Regions from separate parts of the Homo sapiens genome. Here region 1 is linked to region 2. A link is a loop called in an ENCODE intact Hi-C map of the cell type or tissue named here. Cell type or tissue: mammary epithelial cell. All regions are shown on one strand. Each heading gives the region's core, and the rest is flanking DNA. Links, peaks and the distances in the headings are about the cores only.

Region 1 (5,381 bases), core at 223-5,222, 81 kb before region 2:
AAGCTTTATTTTAGCACACAGATCAGGCTTCAAAAAGCAGGTTTTTCTTTTGCATGCAGGTCTCCTTGATCTAGGAACACAGCCAAGGCCAAGAGGCCTGAGGTTCTCAGCAAAAGGGGGAGCCCATCACCTATGGAGCTAGGCAGCTGAGTTCAGGAGGAGAAGGAAGGAGGAGGGTAAGAGTGAGGGAAGACATCAACTCAGGGCGGGTCCTTGGCTGTGGTTCTTTGGTTCCTCAAAGGTCACAGGTCAGCTGCAGTCTCCAGAGCTATAGCAAGTGGAACATCTAGAAGACTCGTGCTCACAGCAGTCAGAATGCTGGGGCTGACGCAGGTAGAATCGTGGAAACCGGAGTGAAACTAGAGAGCAGTGGCCTCCAAAGCCAGAAATACAGCAACTGGAAACACAGCAGGAGGGAGCTGGAGGGGGGCATGGAGCTGGACATGAAGCAGGAGCCTGAGGGGTCCACTTGGATGGATATTTGGGGAGGCACTTGGCAGGGAGCTGCCATTTCTGCTGGTGTTTCTGATAGGACATCTTGGAGAAAGTCCAGTTACTCTAAAAAACAATGCAAACATTTCAAAAGTCTAATTAATGTAAACCTTGTTTGTATCAACATTTTTCTACAGAGCCCGAAATTCTACAGTTGAATATGTGGCTCCAGAAGCCACATCATAATAGCAGAGCAGCCCTGCTTTCCTGACATAGGAGAGATTCAGCAGTGAGTAAGTTAGAGTCTGGTGACATCTTCTCTTGTGCCTGGCCTGATTCTCTCAAGACTCCTGACTTCAAAGGCAGTTGCTTAGGGCACTATGTAGTCCCCCAAATCTTCACTTACTTATTATCCTATCTTCTAATTTATGCATTCTAAAAACCACATTTTTAACCTGAGTCTATGGTTACGTCACCTCTCATCATCATCTCCCTTTTTTTCTTTCTTGCATCATGAGCTGTACCTTTAGCCCTACTCTTCAGCCCTGCGTGGCTGTCTCTTGCCCTACAAACACTTGCACTGCCCCAGTCTCTGGTTAACTTCACTCCTTCTGGGTTTGCTGCTTCTGAACCACCTCGATGATTGCCATGAGCCTGGTCTTCCTGGAATTATCAATTTCCATTCTCTCCAACTTTGAATGGCTTTTCCAAAAGGAGGTGTAGCAGCCCTAGTCATCCCCAAACTGCCATCAGATCAGTAAAAACACTCACCTTGTCCTCTTAACCCTGGGCAAACGATGGGACTACGGATAGATACACTGTGAGCGGGAGCCTTTTATACACACACTGCATTCAACTAGAGAGAATGAGCCACAGATGATGTGAAAACTGTTTCCCAACCAGGTGGTTGTGATGTCAACTTCCCACATTCCAGTGGCTCTGTCATTCTGTCACTTTGTCACCCTGTGTCACTAACAGATCCCCCAGAGCATCCTTCCCCTTCATAAACTCTCACAGGATTTCCATAAAGATTAGAAGATCATGACTTAGAAGGGTATTTATAATGACATAGCTTGGGAATTGAAATTAGGGTTTCTGGAGGAATCCAAAACATGACTGGGCATCTAAAGTCACAGATGTTAGATCAACACAGGCACTGATCGGGGTTTCTGCAGGCATTATCAATAAGATGGGAACCAATAATCTAAGCACACATGGGCCAATACTGAGGGCTCAGTGTATTTGATTCAGATACCAAAGTGCCTAAAATATTGATCAACCATGTGGCATCATAGAAAGTCCCAGCTGCAAGCGGATTTAGGATACTTCCACTCTACGTAGGTCAGGAACATATGGCCAGAGGGGGCAATGGAGACCTCAAAGTTGTGCAGAGTCTGAACTAGAAACCATATCTTCTAACTCTCTGAGATCATCAATTCAGGCCCCCATTTCACAGCAGCCCCTTCTTTTGGATTTGCTTGGGTACATCCACTAGGATCTAGTCTCTCCCCTGCCCACAAGCTCCCTCCTTTTTTCATGCCACTCCCCACCCAGTTCACTTTTCTTAGTTCATTGTTTCAACTACTCTTTTGCCAATATAATAAACTTTCTTTTGTTACCCATTTGGCTTGTCACTGCATTTGACTGGCAAAGCCTTATCCCTGGCTGAATTCTCCCTGTTGTGCCTAGTTGCTATAAAAATGAAAACAAAAATAGACATTTTGGCAGGATGACACCATCATAAAATCACCATCATCCACCTTGGCTGGTCCAAAACATGGCTTGGTGATCCCCGTATACCTCCCTGTATTCACCATGCACATACCTCATGGCTTTTCTCCTCCCTTGAATCTTCCAAACCTTCACTACTGCCTCTAGATAGATGGTACTGCCTCTACCATATGGAGCAAAGAGTTCCTGTCAAACATAAAGCACTTCCGCTTCCTTCTCCTAAGTCTTCAAGCTCACTTACATCTGCAGCCATCCTTCATGACTTCCTGTGTTACAGGGGAGGAGTGGCCCCTTGTCTTTTCCAACACCTATCCCTAGCCCTTTTCTCTGGATCCTTGCACCTTCAATCTCAATTGTATTGTTTCTCCTATGAAATGCTCCCATGGCACCTTGTATTTCTGGTAACACTTGCTTGTATTTGTTTTTCAATATCTGTCGTCCTGGATAGAATGAAATCTCAGTGTTCATGGGTTCACTCTTTATCTCCAGCACCTACACAGAATCTGACATAATGTAAGTGCTCAAAAGTATTTGTTTAATGAGTTAATGGGTGATCTGTGGTTGAGGCAAAGGTCTCCCCTCCTTTCACTCCTTGAGAGAGAGTAGCCTGGGAGGCCAGGTCAGTGGCAGGCCTGTGGGGCAGGTGTGGGAAGCTGCTCCAGGGATGGAGTCAGCAGCAGGAGCTTTGCACTGTGAGTCAGTGCTCTGGTCCCTGCTCTGCTGCTCTTTCTGGGTTTCAGGAGAGGCTGGACCAGATTATCTTAGGTATATCTTCAAGTAGGTATTTTTATTTATGAGCCTCAGAACTCCACGGAGCTTACACTCAGCACAGGTCTGATCTTGTCCCTGAATATATTTTATCTGGGATTGGAAGTGGCAGTGAACTTGATGAAGAGGGTGGAGATGATGGCTGGAATGTTGACTATGCCAGGGTGTGAGATAGTTGAAAGTAAGTCACATTATGAGGGAGGAACTCCATACAGTCTATTCAGTTTCTCCCACTTATCAGAGGAAATGACTTAACATCTTGCCTTGTTGTGCCAAAGCAGAGTATAGTGTATATATGTGGTTCTCTTCTGGTTGTGCCTCTTCTGGCTCTTCTTCTGAGCCACTGAAGCCCAGATCTGTAGAGATAGGCAAAATGATGCTCTTTCCCTGTGATATTTCTGACAAAAAGTATTACAAGTATATTTAAAAAGGTTGGAAAACACCATTTTATTGTGTTGGTCTAATACCCATCAATGACCTTCTGGTTCAATAATGAAGAATTATTTATGTCCACAGAAACTCCTTTTTTGTAGTAACTTTTCAAATGCTACTTTAAAGATGTTAATTCATTTGTTGAGTGCCTGATACTTGCAGAGTTTTGTGAATTCAAAGAAAATTAAGATATTTTCTTGTCCTTAGAGAATGGTCCAAGTGAGATAATATGAGAGAAAGAAAGGGAATTAATATTTATTCTTTAAATATGTTATTTGAATTATCATAGTATAATAGCTTTATGGGTGTCTTTTTGTTAATCTCATTTTACAGAAAAAGTAAGGCTCCTGGCTCACACCTGTAGTCCCAGCACCTTGGGAGGCTGAGGCGGGCAGATCACCTGAGGTCAGGAGTTCGAGACAACGTGGCCAACATGGCAAAACCCTGTCTCTATTAAACGTACAAAAATTAGCCAGACATAGTGACAGGCACCTGTAATCCCAGCTACTTGGGAGGCTGAAGCAGGAAAATCACTTGAACCTGGGAAGTGGAGGATGCGGTGAGCCAAGATAGCTCCACTGCACTCTAGCTTAGGCAACAGAGTGAGACTCTGTCTCAAAAAAAAAAAAGGGGAGGCTCAGAAACATTATATAACATACCTATGTCTCAAGTGCCAATGCCCTGATTCTGGGTTGCATACTCTTCCAGCTTGTATGCTGTGTAAAAACATGAAGCCAATGCAGTAGGCAATGGTGGAGGCATGGAGGGAGGGCTGGAGAGTGCACAAAGGCAGAAATTTGTACTGTCTGGGACTACATCTCTTGGAAGAGGTTACATTTGGAAGATCAGTGGGAGTTAATCAGGGAGTGAAGGGGAAATTGGCATTCTAAGTAAACGGAAGAAGAATTGACAAAGGCACAGAGATGTGGATGAGCTTGGTTTGTTCTGGAAACAGATAGTGGCCATAATATTGGGTGTATAAGAACCAGAGGTGGGATGTTTGCTGGACAGAAAGGAAGGACAGGCCCAAAACATTAAAAGCTTTACTTGATGCATTGTGTGATTTTAGCATACATTTATGGCTTCCAAATTATATTTCCTAAAATGCTGTTGCCAAGGATGCTCGACCGTCATCTCTTTTGAGAGCCTCCAGACAACATGAGTTTCTCTGCCTTTGTGCACTCTCTAGCCCTCCCTCCATGCCTCCACCATAGACTATTGCATCTGCTTCATGTCTTTACATGGCATACAATCTGGGAGAATATGGGTCTCAGAATCAGGGCATTGGCATTTGAGCTGTATGTTATTTAACATTTTTTGAGCTTCATTTAAAAAATCTAAAAAATGGGATTATCAATAAGAAACTCATAGAGCTATTGTAATGTGGTAATGCAATTAACATGTTTGATGGATAGGATGTTGAGAATAAATTTTAATTCCCATCTCATTAATATGAGGGTTCCAGAAATTTGAGCTCCACTTAAAAATACCATTAATCCTTGACTATTTAGGCTGCCTGGGAAGGAGACCCTGAGCAGACAACAGTGGGGGCCTTGTACCTACCCCCTGCTGCAATCAAAGTAATTATACCTTTACCTTCTTTATATATTGGAAGCATACATATGATTTAATGTGAAAACAGGGTGATTCTGCTTTTAAAAGTTTGACCAGAGACAACTGGACATCCCTGATCATTTAAACAAGGGAGAAGTATGATCAGATTTACATTTTAAAAAGATTACTAGGATAAGGTGGTCTTAGTTGTTTTGATTTGGTTATCTACAAAGCTGAAGCCTATGGTGAATGACCAGCCTGATGGTTTAATGAGGATCAGAGATGGACTTGGGGGAGGAGCTTCGTTAATCAGCTTCTAGAAAAGGGGAATTGCTGGAAGATGACTGGAAGATCTTTGCTTGGCCTAGGCCATCTGGGCATAGCTGGTGCATTCCTGGACTCCACTCTCATCTGCCCATGCACTTCCTCACCATCCTGCCTGCCTGAAGATTCAAGAATGTTAA
Region 2 (5,381 bases), core at 142-5,141:
AGGGGAATTCTCAAAGGACTGTGATGGGGCCATCTCCTCAGGATCCTGAACACTGTCTGTCTTTCTGGGGAAGGTCCACAACACGGCCCAACAGATCACCCCGGGAGTCCACTCTCTGGCTATCTGTCGTGTGTTTGGTGAGCAGAGGAGGGGGATAGTGTTGGCATAGATAACTGTGGCAAGTATCTTGAAAAAATACTTGCATTTAACTCTCTGTGCCTAAATTTCCGATTTTTAAACTGAGGCTAAAAATGGACCTGCTTCATAGAAATTTCAAGGATTAAATAGTATACTGTGAGCACACAGTGCCTGGCATATTGAAATTGCTCAATCAGTGACGGTTCTTCTAATATTACCCATTCATCAGAACACAGAACAATACAGAGTAAGAGATGTTCTTCAGGGAATGAGCAGATGGGAGTCACCAAGGTGGCTGAGAAGATTGTCTTTACCCTAGCAATCCAGGATGGTGGCACTCCTCTGCCACTGGTCTGAGTATCTAATGTGGGAGGAAGTGCTGAGAGAGGGCATTCTGGATCTTCTCATGTTGCTTGGACTGTGTCATGATCCTGGTCTCAAACTGAGTGGGAATTGTGGAGCATTTGTATGCATGAACAGGAGGGTCTTGTTAAAGTAAATTAAAATGGACACCAGACCTGAAGAGTCCCTGGACAGACAAAGCCAGTTAGGCCTCATAAATGACCTCAACTTTGCTTGATCTCCAAACATAAGGGAAACGTAACTTAGGCTATTTCTTGTAAACGCCTATATTAAAGAAAAATGATACTTAAAACCAACCAATCAGAAGCCACCAGCTACCTTATAATTATGCAACTAGGGACTTTCAGCACAATAGACTGAGTAAGAAAATGGTGTAACAGCAACCAATCAATAATTTTCTTCACTTTACTTTTGTGTTTGCTTTATAAAACCTTTCCTCTTGTGTTCTCTTGACAGAGCCCTCAAACCACTTCTGGGTTTCATGAATTGCTGTTTGCTCTTTAAAATAAACTCTTTAAAATTGTATCATACCTCAGTTTGCGTTTTAACAGTCCCCACATGTGGAAAGCAGAGAAGAAATGAAGTCCAGTCCCACTGCTTGATACTGGTTTCTGGACTCATCAGAGAGCGAAGAAGAAGGGAAGACTTACAGGGACCCTGCAGAAAACTGATGTCCTAGTATTTAAGGAGCTCCTTACCTTGAAGCATCTGTTAGTCCCTGTCTAAACAGCTCTGGTCCTTAGAGCTTGGAAAAAGTAGGAAAGAGATAAAAATGTCACCTTTAGCGGGAGTACTGTGAGATGTCCTCTCCTCCCTGGAGGAAGCCTTCTCAAGTTAAAACACAGGTTCCCCTGCCTTAGGGAGCCACAGGACAAGGGGAGAAGCCCAGCCCTTCTCCTCAGAAATCCCCCAGGATAGTGTAATACCCATATCCCCTGGACTCGGGAAGTCCTCACCCAAGGCCTATACGCTGCCGGTCCCTATGGAGTATCCCTGATCCCAATGCAGAGGCCTGGTAATACAGGGGTTGCAGTTTATAGGGATTCAAACTGCCTTTTCTTCAGGGATTCCATGCCAGATGGGGAAAGAGGAAGCACATCTGGGTGGTTCCAGGAGGAAAGGACACAAAAAGTCATGATAGGAGAGAGAATAGCCTGAGAATACTAATATTGAAGGATTGTAGTGTTAAAATAGTGTGAAAGTAGAGGACATATTAGGCAAGCTTCCTGGAAATGGAGGAGGCTGACTGATATTGATCCAGAATCCAAACCTCAGGACCGACAATCAGAAGGACTTCTAGAAGCACAGAGGCAGGGTGTCTTTCACAGAGTTGGACATTGTTTCCAAGCTCTTGACACCAGGGATGAACACTTGTGTGTTTGTATGTGTGTGTGTTTGGGTGTGTGTGTGTTTGCATGTGTGTGTCTGTAATTTATGACTCCATTTGTATAGGCAATGGCAAGAACAGAAACTCTTTGAGGTCCATTTGCAGAAGTGAGCTTAAAGGTTTATTTGTACTAGAGCAGTCTGCATTTTTAAAGTATAAGCTACATGGAGTCATTTTGCTATGTTTGCTGAAGGAGGGGCATGGTAAAATTCTTTGGGAGAATAGATGGGGAGAGAGTGAGGGTATCAGGAAGAAGGAGGGTGACAGCTGAGTAGGATAATGTCTGTCTTCCTTAATAACCAGGGTTATTAAGTCACCATCGCTCCACTTTGGTCCTCCCTTCCACATCTGGCCTTATGATGGAGGGTTGGGACTGCCAATCTCATTTCTCTTTGCTGGAGGTTTCCTGAAGTCTCCGCCAGTAGGCGGAGCTAGAGAGAACTTGGGAGACTGGCAGAGTGACAAGGACCAGGCTTCCTTAGATTCCCTTAGAATTCTCCAAGTCACCCCAATATTACTTCTCACCCCAGCAGGAGCAATTTATCCCTTTAGCAACAGTGGTTCCAGTGTGCAGTTTTTCCCGCTCACAAAACCAACCTTGTTGGGTTCTCATGGAGACAGACCCTAGGGCCAGCACCAGCTTGTGCCCCTCCTCAGAAGCCTGAGTCCAGACACACAGGGCCCCTCCTCTGAGCTCAGGGACCCCGGCACCCATGAGAAGGGCCCCTTTCCTAGAGGCCTGAGTTTCAATTCGTGGGCCACTGCTCCAAGTTTCTAAGTTTTGATAGTTTCAAGACACTCCCTTTACCTGCCATTGGTAGCATGGTGGCAATGACAGTTACCGCCTCCATGAACTCTTTTTGTCCTCTATTGGTCTTGTCAGTTCTCTGATGCCAAGTAAGCAAATTTTTATGTAAACTTCTGTCTATTAAAGTACATCTCATAATTCTCTTTCCTGACTTGACCCTGGCTGAGGCACTGAGGGGCGAGGGTCAGCTCTGGTGAGGACCAGGAGTTGAAGGAGTTAAGCAAGCCATGCTGCTTCAAGGCCCAGATAACCGGGTGATGGAGCTGAGATAAGACATGCTTATCCCTCTGTTCACATTTACAAGCAAGAGTAATGCAGTCTAGAAAAAGGTGATGAGCAGATTATTTGTTTTATTGTTTCATGCACAATGGAGATTGCCAAGGAAATCAGGGGAATGAGGCAAGGACTTCTATTTGGTATTCCCAGGCCAGGCGCACAGATGGAATCAGAGGTCAGAAGAGGAATTCTTGTGAGAGGGCAGATTTCTGGATTCTAGGTCGGAGGAATCTTCCAGGACAGAGTTTGAAATCTTTACTAAAATGTCCCAGCAACACAGTCAGTCCCAAGGAAGATGAAGTTGCCCCTTTCATGCCTCTAAATCTGCTCTTTTAGGCACAGGGTCCACTTCAGCAGCAGCCTCCAGAGTGCTGGCCACTGCCCCCTCCGCAGCAGCTGGAGCCCGCTGAGGGCTGGCTGCAGCAGTCAGAGCTCTGGGGTCTGTGGCGGTGGGACCTACGCCGTCTGTGGTGGCTCAGGCAACAGCCGCCTCCCCCAGAGCTGCAGCAGCCACCACCCCCAGAGCTGCAGCAGCCCCCAGAGCTGGAGCCACAGCAGCCTCCGGAGCTGACGCTGCAGCAGGAAGAGACAGGAGGGCACTTAGGGGGACACTTTGGGGGGCACTTCGGTGTGGGGCACTTGGGAGGGCACTTGGGAGTGCACTTGGGAGGGGGCTGGCACTGCTGCTGGCTCTGCTGGCAAGACATCTCGGTGGCGGGTGTTCAGGAGCTGAAGGAGGGTCAGACAGCAAGTTAGATGGAGGCAGAGGACACCCCTGCCTATTCTTGTCCTTTCTGCATTATTTCTAGATCCTTCATTTTGAAAGCCTTATATCAAACATAGGAAAATCACCTCTAATGTTTTTATCACTCTCAATGTTTACCAAGTGCTTTCATTCATGGATTCTCATTTCAAACCTTATTTGAGATGTTGTCATGCAATATATAATCTCCAAATATGTAAATAAAGTTTCTGCTCATTAAAAGCTCCTAAGTGTGGGAGAGAAGTCCAGGAAATAAATTGGCTCCGGGCCAGCATTCATTCTATCACATCACCAAGAATTCTGAAAATGTTCAATGTTGAGACCAGTTTAGAGATGAAAATCTCTTTAAGGAAAAATCAAAATAAATTTCTATTGGAAGAACTGATATATTTCAGTTTGCAGAAATAGAGAAAACTATAACCGCAAAGGATGTTGGAGTCAATTTGTTCCAACCAACTCAATATATAAATAAAGAAACTGAAGCCAAAAGAGGTAACTTCACTGGCCCAAAGTTATTCATTAACAGTCACATTTGTTCCGGGGTCCCCTGGTTCCCATCCTGGGCTCTGCCCTTTAGCACATCCTGCCTCCCCAGGCCTGTCCCCAGGCACTGTCACATGGCTTTTAAACTCCAGTGTGCACTCAGTTTTCCACTACAGATCTTCTTGTTGGCATCTAACAAGATCCACAGGTGTCTTTGATCCTTTCTTCCTCTAAGTAGCAGTGTTCTCAGCATATCTTTTCTAAAAGTGAGTATGTCTGTATTTCCAAAATTATATTCCCACTATGCAGCCCACTCTAGCAACATCCAGTGGCCAATGTGTTTATTCTCTAAAACCAGAGAAACACACTGAGCAACTGAAAACAATTTGGTTCCTCTAAATCTGTGTCATACAGCCCTTCAGATCTTACCAGTTCTTCTTAATCTCTCTCACTCCACCCCACCCCTCTACCTCCTCTTTCCAATTTTCTGCCCCCACCCCATTCCTTGCCAATCACAATTCCAGGCCCCTGAGGCCCTGCCTAGACTCTACTCCTGCCCTGGTCTGAGTATCCATCCCCTCCTTCCCTGGCCTGGGCATCCCTCTGTGGAAGCCCCTGCTCCTTTTTCCAGGGCACACTTACCAGGATCACAGGCAGCACAGGGTTCTTCAGCACCGCAGGAGGTGAGTGGATGGGATGCTCTGGCCCTGAGCCCTTTTATTCTGTCCTTGGGTGCTGCCTCCAGCGGTGAGACAGAGCCTGGGCATGAGAGGACCTGCCTCCCGACACCCACATAGGTCTTGTGACGAGTGGTGACTGGCAGTTCTGCATATACCGTCCTTCATTGGTGTTCAGGGGAGCTGCTGTCAGCTAGGAAAGAGCTTGGTGGAAATGGGGGCTTGTGGTGGGTGAAAATGGACATCATGGTTCCTGGAGTCCTCCGTGGCCTATTTCCTATGAAGATGGCTCTCTTCACAGTCTTGTAGTCACACTTATGAATTCTGCACAAACAACTCATTTTTCCTTCTATTCTAGATACTAATTTTCCATCTAGACCTTTGGGTCCATATAGCTTGGTTAAAAATCCACATGCCTGCATTATGGGGTTTGTCCATGTGCACATGGGCATGTGTGTGCATCATAGAAGTCGAGAAAAGAGGCCT

What was found. Peaks named below come from ENCODE experiments on the same cell type or tissue, not always from the same donor. Only the 100,000 strongest peaks of a DNase experiment are listed, where the experiment ranks them.
Region 1: it touches region 2 in a loop (2.4-fold over the local background); 1 of 110 quality-filtered maps calls a loop at or near these places.

The regions. Positions count from the first base shown.
Region 1 is chr1:152,855,854-152,861,234 of GRCh38, reverse strand. It overlaps LCE7A (late cornified envelope 7A), which reads right to left and starts at 1,239. Exons shown (of 2, transcript NM_001395990.1): 1 at 1,204-1,239; 2 at 1-558. The coding sequence starts at 537. The coding sequence ends at 250. In mammary epithelial cell, for the core only: no CTCF peak of the experiment used is centred there; a DNase peak (open chromatin) is centred at 2,964.
Region 2 is chr1:152,774,670-152,780,050 of GRCh38, reverse strand. LCE1F (late cornified envelope 1F) reads right to left here and starts at 4,911. Exons shown (of 2, transcript NM_178354.3): 1 at 4,861-4,911; 2 at 3,027-3,701. The coding sequence starts at 3,679. The coding sequence ends at 3,323. In mammary epithelial cell, for the core only: CTCF peaks have their summits at 2,313 (motif pointing right) and 4,964; a DNase peak (open chromatin) is centred at 4,990; H3K4me3 peaks cover 135 bases.